2 separate regions of the Mus musculus genome follow, and region 2 is linked to region 1. The links are chromatin loops, found by intact Hi-C in ENCODE. Cell type or tissue: left cerebral cortex. All regions are shown on one strand.

What was found. A loop is a pair of places that touch in the nucleus more often than their neighbours do. Peaks named below come from ENCODE experiments on the same cell type or tissue, not always from the same donor. Only the 100,000 strongest peaks of a DNase experiment are listed, where the experiment ranks them.
Region 2: a loop joins it to region 1, with 2.4 times the contacts of the local background. A loop is called at or near these places in 3 of 42 quality-filtered maps.

What each region holds. Positions count from the first base shown.
Region 1 is chr16:43,621,536-43,629,535 of GRCm38, forward strand. It overlaps a transcript of Zbtb20 not described here and a transcript of Tigit not described here. Among named protein-coding and RNA genes, the nearest start is that of Mir568, 15 kb to the right of the region's middle. In left cerebral cortex, a CTCF peak has its summit at 4,698 (motif pointing right); DNase peaks (open chromatin) are centred at 2,208, 3,971 and 4,618.
Region 2 is chr16:43,694,468-43,702,467 of GRCm38, forward strand. No RefSeq gene overlaps it. Among named protein-coding and RNA genes, the nearest start is that of Tigit, 34 kb to the left of the region's middle. In left cerebral cortex, no CTCF peak of the experiment used is centred here; DNase peaks (open chromatin) are centred at 4,443, 6,269 and 7,807.

The sequences.
Region 1 (8,000 bases):
AGTTGTTCAACCCATCAAGGAGGAAAAAAAAAAAAAACTGATGCTGTGATATTCTTTTCTTAATCTGGAGGGAAAAAAGACATGAAATCACTCACCATATAAAGCAAGGGAAAGAAAGCAGAGGCCCAGCGTCAGGCATCCTCACTGTTGACGGGAGCACATTGAAAGATGTGTTTCCAGTCAGAGCTCAGTAAAGTAGCCAGCACTCAGACTGATCCTGGGAACACTTAACCTTGCGTGCCATTCGGTCCCATTCCCATCTGCTCACTACACCTGAAAGAATCCCGTTTGTCTTCATGCTAATGTGCCATTGTCAAAAAGCTAAGCAACTGGGTTAAAGATCCAACATTTGTTGTAGAGCATGGGAAAGAAAAGAAAAGAAAAGAAAAGAAAAGAAAAGAAAAGAAAAGAAAAGAAAAGGACACCAGATGACTTGAAACTCTGAGACACATTCTTTTCCTATAAAGGGAATATCTTCTTTTAAAACGTGTGAGGAGATCCCTGAGGAATTCTTGGTCAGGTCCTACCTACTGTACAGGCTCAGTCCTACTGTACAGGCTCAGTCCTGCTGTTTTACCCCAAACATCTCCCAACCTAAAATACTGCTTTCTAGAACTGAAGGACACTCCGTTGGCATCAGAACTCTAAAGGAAAGTCGCTTCTATAGTGCTGGTGCTGTATACCTGGCCTCTCGAGGGCTGTTTTCCAACTGCACTGCATTGTAGAAGATAAGCCAGTCTGCACCTACTTCAAAAGGTTACAGATGCTTCCAGGATTGCCCATGCACACTCGATATTTAACAATCACAAATAAGAGAAGATGAGAAAGAGTGCCGCTTTTTTTTTTGTTTGTTTGTTTTGTTTTCTGTCCTGCCGTTTTTATGATGGGATGCTATCAGTTCTTTTAAAACTAGAAAACAAACAAACAAAAAAGGTCATTTTAGTATTCAGGAACACTTGCGCAAGTGTGCATGCACACATGTGCACACGCTCACACACGATGGAAGCAGATGTTCCAGGCAGAAGACCTCTTGAGAAGTTTAGGGAACAAGAGCTGGCATTCAAAAGAATACTAGTATATATTTTTTTAATCAATCTACAATTTAAACAAGAAATTTGTTAAATACAAAAACAAAATAGTACCAGCATTTGTACAAAAAAAGAGCCCCTAATTGTGTAAAACATATCCCCCAAAAGACAATAATTAGAACTGGAGGATATGATTCAGCTCTACAGTAAAAAACAAAAACAACCAAGCCCCACCCCCACACTCACACCTAGTAATCCTAAAGGAAAATCTTTATAGAAGTTTTTCACGGTGTGAACTTACCCTCCTGCAGCCTCTCCCATCGCAGGTCTTTCGCCCTCAGGAGGGAGGGTGGCAGGTAATCCTGGCTCATGCCCCAGAAGCTCCCATCCCCTCTCCCCTATCTAGGAGGCCACAGTCACTGTTGGCTTTAGAAAGACTTGGGCTTGCCTTCTTTCTCTGTAAGTAAGAGACACTTTATTATATATCATAATATCATGTAAGGACCAAGAAAACTCTTTTCAATCCATGAGCAGGGAGAGGCTGTGTGTCTGAGACGGGAGAGCAAGAGTTTTCTCTGGGCGTGCCTGTTTCATATCACTCTCCCTGTCAGGATCTATGTGTGCTTCCATCTCACACACCATCTACTACCATCATACGGCCTGCTTATGCCCCAAAGCACTGTTTTCTTTCAGCAGTAGAAGTTAAACCAGAAATGTGTGCCTCATCAAAGCCCTCAGGTCCCCGGGAAAATACAGGAAAGTTCCCTGTTGCAGTCCTCCAAGATACGCCCAACACTGTTGTCCTGAGGAATGATGGCAGGGAAGTCGCCCTGGCAAGGATGCATAGCAGACAATGCCCTTGCTGAGCCTTCCCCTGAAGTTGCAGTGGGAGTTGGTTTGATTAGTTAGGGCTAGCCATGTGAGGTGTGTGGTGCTAACATCACGTCAGGCCGATGCTGCCCTGACCAGTGTGCAGCTGCAGCTAAGGGAACAAAAAGGTGTAGCCCAGGAGCAGACAGGAGATGCCCTGGGAGGAAAGAGAACACAGGGTAGGTGCCCTTTCTGCTGTGACTTGACTCTTAAAAGAAAACCCTCTAAAAAGAATTCTTTAATTTAGTAATGAGTTGAAGTCCAGGGTAATGGAAGCTCTAGGGAAGAGAACAAAAGAATTGCAAAATGTATTCAGTACCCAACAATACCAAACCAGAAAACATCCAATCACAAAGCTAGGAAGTTTGGCAAGAGGTACTTAGGGAAACCTCCAGTCTTTTCCATGGGTAGGGTCCGCAGACTTTCTTTTGAGTGATTTCTGGCTCAGAGAAACCTCTTTACTCACTAGAAAAGAACTTTGTTTAAATGGCCAATTTTGTCCCCCAGGAGGGGAGAAAGAATTAAAAAAAAAAAAAAAAGACAGAAAAGAAAAATAGGACACTAAAGACGGAACCATGTGAGTTGGTGACAAACAAAAGAAAGGGGACACTAGAATTTCAATAGACTCCCTATTGGATAGATTTTTTTTTAAAAAAGCAAAGCTACCCAAGGGCCCCCCAGCTCCAGACTCCCAGTCTTGAGCTGACCCAGCTGCTGGCTTTCTAGGGCTGGACATAACTTCCCAACTGGGACCCTGGCAACTTTCATTCTGTGTTTTCATAAGGAAAAGGGACTGTTCTCTTAAGTGCCCTGGAAATAGGTAGTGGCATGGGGCAAACTTTCAAAACCCACCTCTGCTCTAGTGCTCAGGATGCCCCAGGAGCTCGTGAAAATACTTAAATATTCCCAAGGGCTTTGTGTGCGGAGTTATCATTTCCAGTGCACCTTAAACATCCACCTGAGCTGACTGCGTTTCTGTAAAACTGCACAATTACTAACCCGAAGCATCATCGTTTCTAGCCCTGAGTAGCAAGATGATCAACCCAAGCAAACTAGCCCACGGGGTACTTTAAGTTTCTCAAGATGCTTCTCTGCTTGAACACTGAATCCACAGCAGGAAGAGATGTGCATTATCCAGTGCTCAGAGTGCCCTTGGGGCTGTAGAGCTAGGCTCCATTCTCTCTAAGGTGAACAAGCAAAATGGAGGCTTGCAGGGCATACGATTTTTTTCAAAACTGTATGTCTCCTCCTCATGAAAGGAAGACTAGAAAAGGCCCAGGACTGGAGCAAGAGTCTTAATTTATGACTTACTGATAGCTGCCCTTTCCCCAGAGTTTCTTTAGGGCCCAACTATGCTCCACTGACTACTGGCATAACCCCAGCTAAGAAACTTTCACAAAAAAATCCATTGGGTTGTAGGATTATTGCCTTAAGTTAGAAACCCTGGAGGAAAGCAGACAACACACACACACAGAAAATGAAAGACTGTGAAGATAGATAGGGACATTTCTTGGTTTGTAATGGATTCATAATCACAAAAATAAGCTCTATTCATGACTGAGGACTATGGAATCAGTGACTTCCTGGGAGGCACCAAACTTGTAGGGGAACCAGCTGCTTTCAGGAAGCAGCTATTTCCTGTCTGCTCCTTTCTTTGGTAGGTCGAGGCTGACTGTAAAATAACCGTGTTGCTAAGTAGCAAGTCCTGTTAAACATAAGCACAGGTGCCTGGATGGCTCTTAAATGTCTCCTTAACAGGGAGCCCAAATCTCAAAATACAGCTTTCTCTCTCTACAGAGATCGTATCAATACAGACTGCTCTCTGTCCCACCTCGGTTTTGAGGTGCATTGGGTTTGTCTTGTGAACTTTTGTTTAAATACAAAATCAAAACTTTTACATCTTTAATTGAGACACATAATCTGCAGATCATAGACAAACTCTAGCCCTAGTCATGAAATCCTAGCTTCAGCAGTGCCTGAAAACAGTCCAAGTCTCTCCTTGGATCTCTTTCAGACTGAGAAGTTTCTTGATTCAGAGTGCTTACATGATCCTGATAGTCCTAAGGCACAGAGAAAAAGAACCCCACAGAAGACATCTGCTTCTACTGCTGTTGCGACAGTTGTTATAGCCCAAAGCATAACTGTCATTTGCACACAGATGCTAATAACAAAAGTGGCTTAACCCATCCAGTTTGTCACAGCTGCTGTCCAGAATGTCTGTCTGTGAGTGTACCTTATCCGTGTGCACACATGGTGTGAGGTGCTTGTACCACAAAACTTCATTCATATTCTCCAGTGACAGCAGCAGACACTTGAGAATTTCCAGCTCGAGTCAAAGGCCTGACACCATGCATAGCCCTGCTCTCTGCTTCGTCGCTGTCTGTGAGGAGGCTTTACAGCATTCAGAAGTAGCCCAACCATCAGTAGTTTGTGTATAGCCCCGTGAGGAAAAACTTGAACAAATGCTACACTTCTGTGGATTTACTGGTGAATGTGTGTGTGTGTGTGTGTGTGTGTGTGTGTGCGCGCACACATGACCTGCATCTTTGTATGTTTATGTATATTTATGTTGTCTGAGTGTGTGTGTATCTCTCAAATGAAGCACACACGGTTCCTGGTGCGTAGATACAGTTGCCTCTTCTACCAGTGTGCTCAGACTCATGGCTTTCTTCCCAGGAAGCAGTCACCTGCCCACTCTGTTGCTTTTTGTAGCATTTCAGAGTTGGGAGAAACAAAGGCAGCTTGTTGGCTCCACAGCAAACCCACAGGGACAGGCTGTTTTTCTCCAGAAGAGGGTGGAGTACACACACTCAACCAGAAGCAGACCAGAGGGAGCCATCCAGGCAACCTCACAGGACTCCCAGAGAGGACCTAGCCAGGCAGGTGACACACAAACATCCCAGGATTAAGTCGGAGCTCAAAGACTATTCCTGTCCTCTCTGGAACCTTCGAGGCTTTAGAGAAGGGACAAGGTCTACAGATCATAGATAAGTCTAGCCCCAGGCATGGAGACCCAGCTCCCAGCCAGTGCGCACACTCACACACAGGAACCACGTGGGAGTCCTACTCCCAAACTGAAGTTCCCTGATGCTGCCTGCACCTCTGGAACATCACTACCATTCACAAGCTGTGTCTCCTGAAACCAGTGTGGCCTTCACCCAAGTCTTTCTAGGAATGGGTGGCTTACCATGTCTAGCAAACCAATAGAATATCAGGGAGTATCTTGCGGGCAGTCTATAAGAATCAGTGGCTCTTGCCCATGTCAGACATTAAAGTAGAATGCTACTCTAGCGTAATATACTGAATGACTGGACTTAGCTTTCATAGGTAACTCTTGATGGCTTGGTGACCTGGAAACAGTTGGATTTCGTTTTCTCATTCGCATGCCTCTCTTTTACTAAACAGTCTCTTCCTTCCCTCCTTCCCACGTCCCTTCCTTCCCTTGTCCCTTTCTTCCTTCCTTCCAATATATAGATTATTTCTGCCTTACAGAATTCAGAGGACTTTTCATTCCTCTTGTGTTTTTGCGACATTTTTCCTTCCCCCATGCAGTAAGGCTACTTACCATTGCAACTATTTTTTTTGTTTATTATTTTTAAAATGTATATTGTCTTTCTGTATCCAAAAGAAGTCTGTGACCATAGCCACAGGAATTTCTTTTTACTGGAAAAAAGTTCATTTCTTGTTTTTTTTGTTTTTCTTGTTTTAATTAACAGTACTAGTGACTTTGTGGAAGACTATGGTTACTATTTAGGTATGCTTACTTACGTACAATACACTACATTGCAGTGTTTCTGAAACCTAGAACATACGGATTATATATAACAGCTCTATATTGACGTATATTACATTATATTCATTTTAACTTTGAATCTGCCATATGATCATCAGTTGATTGAAATATTATTTCTTCACATATATCACCCATCACCACCTGCTGCAGTTAATCTGGTGCATTTAATGCTCCTATTTGCCTTTTATATTATCAGCTTCAGTATTGTCTTTATAACATTTTAGAACTTTTTTTTTAAAGCTCAGACATAGCACACGTAGTAAAGTGGAAACTGCTTAAACTTTTTTAAAAGTTATTTTTCTGTGGCTAATACCAAGAAGTTCATATTGCACGTGATCGTGTTTAGCTGGCCCTATTAACATCTGAAGAACAATGGAAGTGCATATGAACATATCTGTGATCTTCCTGTATAGGACTGCCATCATCTGTATTTGCTTCAGAAGAGTATAACCAAGGAGCTGCATGTCCACCACATGATCTGACCAACTGTAATAAGCTGCATTTCCAAAGGGCTGCTTTGGTGAGACACAAAGACAGGAACATGCCTTCCATCCTGTCCCAACTGTATCTTCAAACATTGGCTCTCAGTATTGATCATACAGGGTCTGCTCTCTCTCTTCACCGTGCTTGTTTTCATTAGTCTTCAGCATTTCCCTGGAGGCATCTTGGCAATAATACACTGTTGATTTTCCCTAAGAGATTTATTTTAAAGTAAAACCACATTTCTAGGAACTTTTTATTGACAGAACTCGAAAACATATATGACATTCTCAGCCTTCGGAATCTGTAAGTAGGTGACACTTGGTTACCTGGCCCTCGGCATCTCTACTTGCTTTCTTCTTTAGTTAGGCCACCATGGAGCACTCAGAGCTCAGACAGCCCATCTTCTAACAAAAACACTTGCAGGCGGTTTTCAAAGGAGCTTTCTTCAGCTGTCCCAGCTCTCCCACTGCAAGCCTGGAAGTCAGAATCAAGCTAGCCGAACCTGGTCTCATTGTCCACATTTTATGTTCAGGACCAAGTGACGACAGCTTTGATAAAACTCAGTAGGAACCCTCCCCACAATGGACCAATATTTAGGCTTTTCGGTGTGAACATACCACTCTCTCCTTCAATCTTCCCTTGTCAATCATTATCTTCAAGTCTCATCACGTTCTGCTGTGCCTATCCAGTGTGTCTCTTGCCCCCAACGCATCCAAACTCTTCTCAGCATCCTCCACTTGTAAAGCTTGACATTCATTAAGGAACTTTCCATTCCTAGTCTCCTTTGATGATGCTAAACCAGAGTCTACTAGGAAACTACTTATGTAGCATCTATTCTCAATGAAAGACGTGGCAGAGGGAAAGCGTGAGTGTGAGCTTCGTGGTAGTGAGGCTGGCCCTTTGGTGATCGCAGGCACGAGGTAGATGGTCCCAACTCCATTGTTCTTGCTTTCTCTTTCTTACCAAAAATTTTCTCATTTCTTATTTCCTTTTAAAGACAACTACGTGCTACCCAATCATCTCTTCACTTCCCCACCCCTGAAAATCTTACATTATGACCCCTAACTGTTCGTGAATTTCTCCTACCACTCTTCTTAGCATCTTTCTTTAAACGAGTTCATAAACTTGAGACTTGTAGGCAGAATGAAGCATGTCTTCCTTTCCGCTGCAGATTTTAAAGGTTGTCAGCATCTGAGAGTAGGAGGACCTGAGTCAGAGTTTTAAATGTCAACTGTACTAGTTGAGATCATTAATTCCTCTCACCTTTACATTAAACCAAAGATAAGTATTTTTCTTTTCTTTCCTTTTTTAATACCACAGTTTTCAAATTCTTGGTATGAGTAGACGATTTCTGAGGGAGGGAAAAAAAAACTCCCTTGTTGATTATTTCTGCTTGTGCTAATATTTAGCTAATGGCATGTTTGCCAGATACTAGATTTACAGGAATCTGAATCAAGAGATACCATTTCAAAATAACCTTGGTAGCTATTCAAGCCAAAAGCTACTTCCACTCAAACACACTGTAAGAAAAGTTTGGGAGAATTTTTTCATGTATTACACTTTGAAAAGCCAAATATTTGTTGGTCTGAAGCATTGAGGGATAATTTATTAAAGAATAAAAGGATTTATGAAGTTTATCAGATGCTTGTTTTACAACAAAAATTGATATAAACCTAATAAGTGTTAAAAAACAAAACCAAGACTAAATGGGTACTATATTAAATTTTAAGTACAGTACTCAGTTTATAAATACATACTATATTATTTGGCCATAATTCTAGAGTTTATTCCAATTTTTGCTGTCTGGTCTCCAGAACACTGGTGAA
Region 2 (8,000 bases), 73 kb after region 1:
CTAAACACTTAGGGAAATAATTTTTATATAAATACAATATGTGAAAATGTAAAATATATACATCATTTGACAAGTTAATTAAATTTTTAGAAATCTATCCTAGAGAAATATTCTCAGAGGCATGCAGAGCTGTGTGTAAAAGAAAATGGTCATGTTTGTGCTTACATATGTGCTGAAAATTGCTTAAGTGTTCATCAGTAAAAGTATGTTTCATGAATATGAAATACTATTCTATGAAATACTGTACAATACACTGATTCTATATACACAGCTATTAAAATATCTCCCAGACATAGTGTTAGGTAAAATAAGAATAAGGGATTTGTTTGTTTGAGAGGATTTCCCACATTTGAAAGCAAGTCCACAGGCTATCCATGGAGGGTGGAAAGGACCAGAGTCTAGGGAACGTCTATACATACTCTATACAGTTCACATTGCTTGTTGTTGAAATATGTACCATATATGTATTACTTCTGTAATAAAAGTTTTAAATATTTTCATAAAGCTATGGCTTAGAATAAAAATGGTTTCTCTATCTATCATAAAGCATGAATTTTGAAGGGTTTTCTTCAACTTTTGTCTTTCTATGCCCTAAAGAATTAACTAAAACCAAAGCTCCAGAGCTCCTTGGTCACAGTTAATAAATGGGATAGCTTTAAAATGATGAGCCGACACATATAAAGAGCAACTCACGCTTAAAAACAATGAGAGCTCAACGTAGACGATTCGTTTCCTTTTGAATTCTTACTTATAGATGACCTTTGCTGGTGGTTAGGAACAGTTTACATGTCAAATCTCTATCTTTCTGATCACTAGGGAAATACTGTGAGTTCCTCTGGTTAATGTTGATGAATCTGTACTCAGGCACACACAGTTGCTGGCTACCAAGCATTTGTAGATGTCTTCCTCTGCATGAATGTGACCTCGTAATAACAGCTCTGCTTCCTGACTTTATGGCATATGCTAGCATTCCAAAAACATATATTTTTCCCCCCAACATAATATTCATCTTAAGCCATCAGACTTAAGTTTTATATAAACAGATTATATCTTTTACATTTGCCTGTGTTCTCTCTCACAAATGAGGAGTACTTATCAATGCCATTTCATGGGAAATCACATACTGTCAGAAATATTTTCCCTAATTATAAATAAAGGAAGGAGGCTTTTCATAAAGAAATATATAGAACACCTGTAAATATATTTGGATAAGAGTCACATATAAAACACCAGTAAATATATTTGGATAAGAGTCATATATAAAACACCAGTAAATATATTTGAATAAGAGTCATAGTATACCCAAGTGAGTTACACTGAAGAAGATGTATTTTCTTGTACATGTTGTTTTCTCATTTAGCAAAAGAAGTTGGCAGGCGTGTGATGAGACATGTGCACTCTGGCTGTTGGGGATCAGCTCTGGAAAGTGAACTGTGAGAAGAAATGAGATATCAGCTGGGTCGGTAACGAGAACACAGCTCCGTTGGAGGACCTTGTTCTCGGAAGAGTCATTGATCACTGTACCCGGGCTGTGTAAGTGTTGACTAAGCAGGTTTCACTACCCTGGGAAAGAAGACTACAAAAACGTTGGCATTTCCTGTGGTTAACATCTGCCTGTGATGTTAAAAAGGTAGGTAGCCATCCTAGGAAATAGGGACAATGATTTTACAATAATTCTGAAAGTGGCAGTGGGTGATGGGCGTGGCTGGTTGTCTTAGGAATTCATGACAGTCATTCAAAAAAGTTATCACTCAGGAGATCCAGGTTAGAGGGAAGGGTTAGGGTTAGGGACATCGTCTAGGCTTGTCACAGTGACACTGGAGTAGAAGAACATCCATGGACTATTTCAAGGTAGAACTCACCACCCATACATATGACAGACAGTGCAAAGTTACTGCTTCCTATGACCTGAACTGACCAAACCTCTTCTCCCGCTACCATTTTAAGGAAACACTGAGAAGTGACTGATGCTCTCATGAAACATGTGGGATCTATCAGAGGAAGACTTCATGATAATGAGACACGTGGGGCAGGTCCAGTGGTGGAAGAGCACTGAGCACTCCCAAGTGCTGGGCTGGCTCCTCCATCCCGTAGCTATGCTCAAGTTTCTAATATCTGATGTATGAGTGGTTTTGCCTGTCTGCATGTCTGTGCACCGTGGCTGTGCCTGGTGCCTGCAAAGACCAAAAGAGTATGTCAGATCCCTTGGAACTGGAGGTACAGACAGTTGTTAGCTACCACGTGGGTGCTGGGATTCGACTGTGGGTCGCCTGGAAGAGCAGTCAGTACTCTCTCCAGCTCCCACTGAGCTCTTTACAGTTCTGATTGTGGTTCTTGATTCTCCCTCACTTACTCTGTGACTTTCATTGTGTGCTGCTCATTGGAATGAGGTTCCAGAAATTCCTTGAGACCTGGGATCAATGCCCCTGCCTTCGGGGAAAATTGGTGCCTGCTTTAACCAGGCACCTAGAGGCACTACCCAACCCAGAATAACTTCAGTACCCATCTTGGGATTTCTCAGCTTATATTAGTTGTGGGAACGCTAGCCTTAATTCCAATGAGAGCAACTCCCTGTTATAAAGTTCTCAGGAGAAATTTAGCTTTCGCCGAATCTCCAGGGTAAAAGGGACACTGGGATCCCTTCTGGGGGAACCTTTCTCTGTCTCCTTTTTCTACCAAACAGATGTACCTACTTTAGGCAGCTCAGCCATTCCTCACCTTGCTCAGAACTCATGGCTACCTCCTTCCTCCTCCCTTCTCCCGAATAAACCTTTCTCTTCATTTTTGGCCTTAAGAATTTCTTGATAATAAAACTGTGCAGTTTTTTCTTGGTGGTGGTTTATTCTGTGTCTTTTGTGTGTGTGTGTGTGTGTGTGTGTGTGTGTGTGTGTGTGTGTGTGTTTGTTTAAGACAGGATTTCGCTGTGTAGCCATGGCTGTCCTGAAACTTGGTAGACTAGGCTGGCCTCCAACTCTAAGGGCTGCTTCCCTACTGCTGGGATTAAAGATGTGCACAACTAGGATTGTTATGCCTGGCACAATAATCGTTTCATAATGGAAAGCTGGGGAGATATTTTAAATTTACTTTAGTCCACATTTTGTTGAGACTGGTGACAATTTTGAGTCCCATTAGCCTGTAGATTGCCATTTGAAAACCTCTAATCCGGATTGCTAAGACTCTATAAAGCCATAAAGGACGGGGCATAACTTGAACCTTATCTCCCTGGGAAAGCATTTGTTGTCTTAGCCTCCACTTATCTATAGAAACAACACATGGCCTATATGGACATTCTGGGAGCTTATAGGCATATTCAACTGTAGTTATTAGCTTCTTGCTTTCATCCTCTCTGAGAAATACTCCCAAATGAGAAATATCCATGTTAGGGCTAGAGAGATGACACCTCAGTGACTGAGGGCCTGAGGTCACTTCCCAGAGCCCACAGCAAGTCATCCACATTGCCAGTGACTCAGCTTCAGGTCTACCTGACTCACTCTTCTGGCTTCTTTCGGTACCCACAGCATGTGTGGCATTTACCACACAGTCACACATAACCAGAAATAAAATAAATATTAAAATCCAAGCCCATCTTTCTTCGAGTTGCTGTTGTCGTGTATGTTGTTACAGTGACGAGACACGTAATTGATACGGCTTTCCAACTAGAATCTGTGACAAGTGACAGCATTGAGCGTTTTCACTAAACCAAGCTCTGTGTCAATGGTTTTGTATTTACTACCTCACTGAACTCTAAAGGAAGCCTAACAAGCCAGATGCCATTGTATCCCAGTTTTCTAGGTGGCAATTCTGTGGATTGAGAGGTGAGACAACTTGACTGAGTTGTTTCAAACCCTGTGCTCAAACTCTTTCAATGTTTGCCACGGGTAGTATGTCAACACAGCCACACTGTGCTACAAATTTTGCTTAAAAAAAAAAAAAAAAAGTCCAGGGGACTGGAGAGATGGCCTAGCGGTTAAGAGCATTCACTGCTCTTCCAGAGGTCCTGGGTTCAATTCCCAGCAACCACATGGGGGCTCACTACCATCAGTAAGGGAACTGATGCCCTCTTCTGGTGTGTCTGAAGACAGTTACAGTGTACTCACATACATAAACTAAATAAATCTTTTAAAAAATCCAATCACTTCCCCCACTGGAATGTAAGTTGGAAAGATAAATATGAGAGAGAGAGAGAGAGAGAGAGAGAGAGAGAGAGATCTAAAAGTATAGAACTGGAAGTGACAAGAACGTAGGGAGAAACAAGACAGCTTCCTTCCCACACATCTGCTCCTTCAGAGTCTTAGCTCTGCCCAACTCTTTATTTACCACCACCACCACCTTGTGTCTGATTTTTAAAATCATTTTTCTCACCTCCACTGCTACTGCACAGTCCCTAACCTACCTCCCTAAATCCACTATTTTGTATTCCCACCCCCACACCTCAACCTACGGATCCTTCGAGGAAGATGCAAACAGAGCATTGGCTATTTTAAAACGCCACAATTTTAAAAAGCACTCATCTCTTTATATCTACTGCTTGCCACAAATCCTTTCCAGCCCCGCCCTCTTCCACTTGACGGAAAGGCAGAAGTCTATGGTGGAGCCCACAGGAACCTTCTGGTCCCGCCCCCACACCTTGTCCCGCCCCCAAGGCTGTCTCTCCTGCTAGCCTGTGGTTTGTGGGTTTGAGCTGTCGGGTTGGTATGTACCCTGTGTTCTCTGCCTGGCCTGTCTTTACTGACCTCTGCCTAGGGGACTTCATCATCTCTTCCAGTTTTGTTGTTTTGTTTTGTTTTGTTTTGTTTGTTGTTGTTTCTTGAGATGGGCCGACCTCAAACCTGTGCTCCTCCTGCCTTGTTAGGGCTGGGATTACAGTCCCATGCCACCATGGCTGGTGGAGTCTCACTATCTTTGTAGGCTGCCACCATCACGTAAGCTCTGGAGAGCGTGTGCCTGATACAGGAAAGGGTTCAGTAGATTTGGTTAAGGGAATAAAGTCACAAAAGCACAGTGATCCTTATACCAGGTCTGTTGACCTCTGGTTTTACCTCATTCTACTGAATAACAAAGATGGGATTTCCCCCTCTGCCTCTGACGTGAATGAGTTACAAGCTGGGGCATATCAGATTCTCTAATACCCCACGCTATGCTGGACATACAGGAGGTGCTCGAGAATTCTAGAATTCTGAATAAGTATTTGACCATGAGACATAAACATGTCTCCTGCTAAATTCCAGAGCTCCTCTGACTAAATCTCCAGCCAATAAACAGAGCTCTGCTACAGGAGGAGCAAGGACTGCCCAAGGTCTACTGCAGCAACAAGGAATTCATCACATAAAAACTGCATCATTTGGCTGGGCGTGGTGGCGCACACCTTTAATCCCAGCACTCGGGAAGTAGAGGCAGGTGGATCTCTGAATTCAAGGCCAGCCTGGTCTAAAGAGTGAGTTCCAGGACAGCTGGGGCTACACTGTCTCGAAAACCAAACAAAGCAAAAAAAAAAAAAAAAAAAAATCTACACAGCCTCATACTTTCTATAGATACTGTTAAAATTCTCTAAAGGGGAATAAATCGTTGCATATGCTCTCAAAGCCCTTTCTCTAGTGACAATTATTTTTTTCTGGGGCTTAAAATTGAACATATCTCAATGGTGTTGACTAAGGTCTAATTATAATGAGAGTTCTGAAATCCTAAATGAAATTATTTGACCATATCAAATTCATGCTTGACTGTGTCTTCTCTTGAAGATTGGCGTTCCCAGATCTCCAGTTACATCCAACTTGCTGCTCATAGCAAACGAGTAAGTGTGTAGCACACGCTGTCAGAACAGCAAACTCGGACACCTGTGTGCCAGTTTGCTTCTGGCCTTCCATTTCAGCTGCTAGCTCTAAACGAATTATCCCAACCGCGACCCCCACCCCTTCACACACACACACACACACACACACACACACACACACACACACACCATTGCCCGATAGTACACTCTGTCATTACAACACCTCAGACATGTTTCTACACAGTGAAAAGGCAATGGCTGCTCAGAACGCCACAGTTGGAAGAGCGTTTTCATGTATTTAAGTCACCCGAGTCTCACGGCAGCCCTGTGTCTTCAACAGGGCTGCGGCCTTAGTGAGGAGCAGAGGAAACACACAACTCAGAAACCTAAGCTGTTTGCTTTGCCAGGTAGCAAGTAGCTAAGAACATCGGGAGTCCTGCTCAGGCCCTCTGGCTAGAAGCCCACACATTTCCCACAGCTCCTCTGCAAAATGAGCTGAAGTACAGCGGCTCCTCCTGGTGTCCCCACCGCTTTTATGTTAGCTGTAACTTATTTGGTGACTCATCCTTTGACATCCGCCAGAATCCAAGTCCCCAATGCGCCAGTTTAGAGGTTCCTGGGCCTCTTATTTGGAGATGGAGTCACTGATTTGAAACGCCATTGGTTTTGTTTTATCGTATTTTGTCATTATTCACTAGATGCCTCTTTTCTAACAGAAAGGGTGTGGATTCCAATGGGAGGGGAAGTGGGGAGGAGTTAGGAGCTGGGAGGAGCTAAGGGAGGGGAAACTGTAATCGGAATTTACCGTATGGAAGAAAATTATTTTCAGTAAAAGAAAAACAGAGACAAAATGCCAGGAGCTCTGTTGAGCTGAGCTGAGGCCCTGCAATGGATAGTTAGCGACACTCACTAGGTAGCTGATGGGCCCCCACAGGCCAAGCTCAAAGCTCTTGGATTCAGATTTATACTTCAGTGAAGTTGAAACCATTCACCGCATTCAGACAAGCCGTAGATCTACTACACAGTTAAGAAGACTGCACCTCCGGCTACACAGATCAAAGTCATTTGGGCCATAGTTAATAAAACACACAGATTCCTGGTCTCTGAGGTACAGCTCCCGAATCCAAGGTCTCAACAATGTGAGGGGGCTAGGACCCAGTCCGCTTGAACCCCACAGTCTTCCCAGCCATGGCCTTCCCAGCAAGTGCCTGACAGGCTACAGCTGCTGCTATTAAATTCTTATGCTCACCAAAGTTGGAGGACTCTCTGATCAATACACACACACACACACACACACACACACACACACACGATCTCAATGAAGGGACTAAGTAAGTATAGATAAGATAAAGTGGTTTTAAAGGCGGTGTAATAAGTATGAACAAAGCGTTAGAAAGGACCATTATGAAAATAATTTTTATGAAGGGCTCAAGGAAGACATTTTAGAGCATTTTGTAATGGAACTGGCCTGCTCAAATCGCCTTGGGATAAACCATTCAGAAAAGTAACACAAAAGCAATGCACAGAGGACAGCATACGCTGGCCTGGAGAGAGGCCCACATATATCTCAGCTGTCAGGTACTAGCATCAGATGTAAGCACGCCTTCCCTGAGAGCTTGGAGGACCAGGGCAGAGGGCAGGGGGAGGGAAGGGAAATTGGTAGGAGGCTCTGCAGGCTGTAATCACTGCTGCCAGACTGTGACATGAGTGGTGTCAGCACAAGCCTGTCAGCACCTGAATTCTCTGGGCTGCATGTGAGCTCCACAGGCAAACTGGCGTGGTAGGGCCTCACCAAGCAAGAGGGAGGAGGGCGGCTGCCAGATGTGGAACCTTGTTATGATTGGTTATTTTTCAGTGTGTTGTCCTTATCCGGCCACCAGGTAACCGCTGTCAGGTACTTGGGGCCTCTTCTGCTGCATTAAACAGTCAAGTCAAAGGGCCCAGACCTGCTGAGATCTGAATTGGCCACTGTGACTGTCAGCTATGTCGGGTTGCCCAGCCTGTGATTTATTTGAAAAAGAATAATAAACGGACCATGAGTCATTTTCAGCAACCACAGCTTCGGGAGCCAAACAGTAAATTCTGAGAAACCAATTTCCACTGTGGGCAGAACCCAGCTCCTGTGTCTGATCGTCTGGCAAGCTTCGGAATAGAGAGCGCTGATAAAATAGCAGCAGGTGCAAAACAGCCACAACTGGCCAGAGACTGGCAGGCCCTGGGGGCGGAGGAT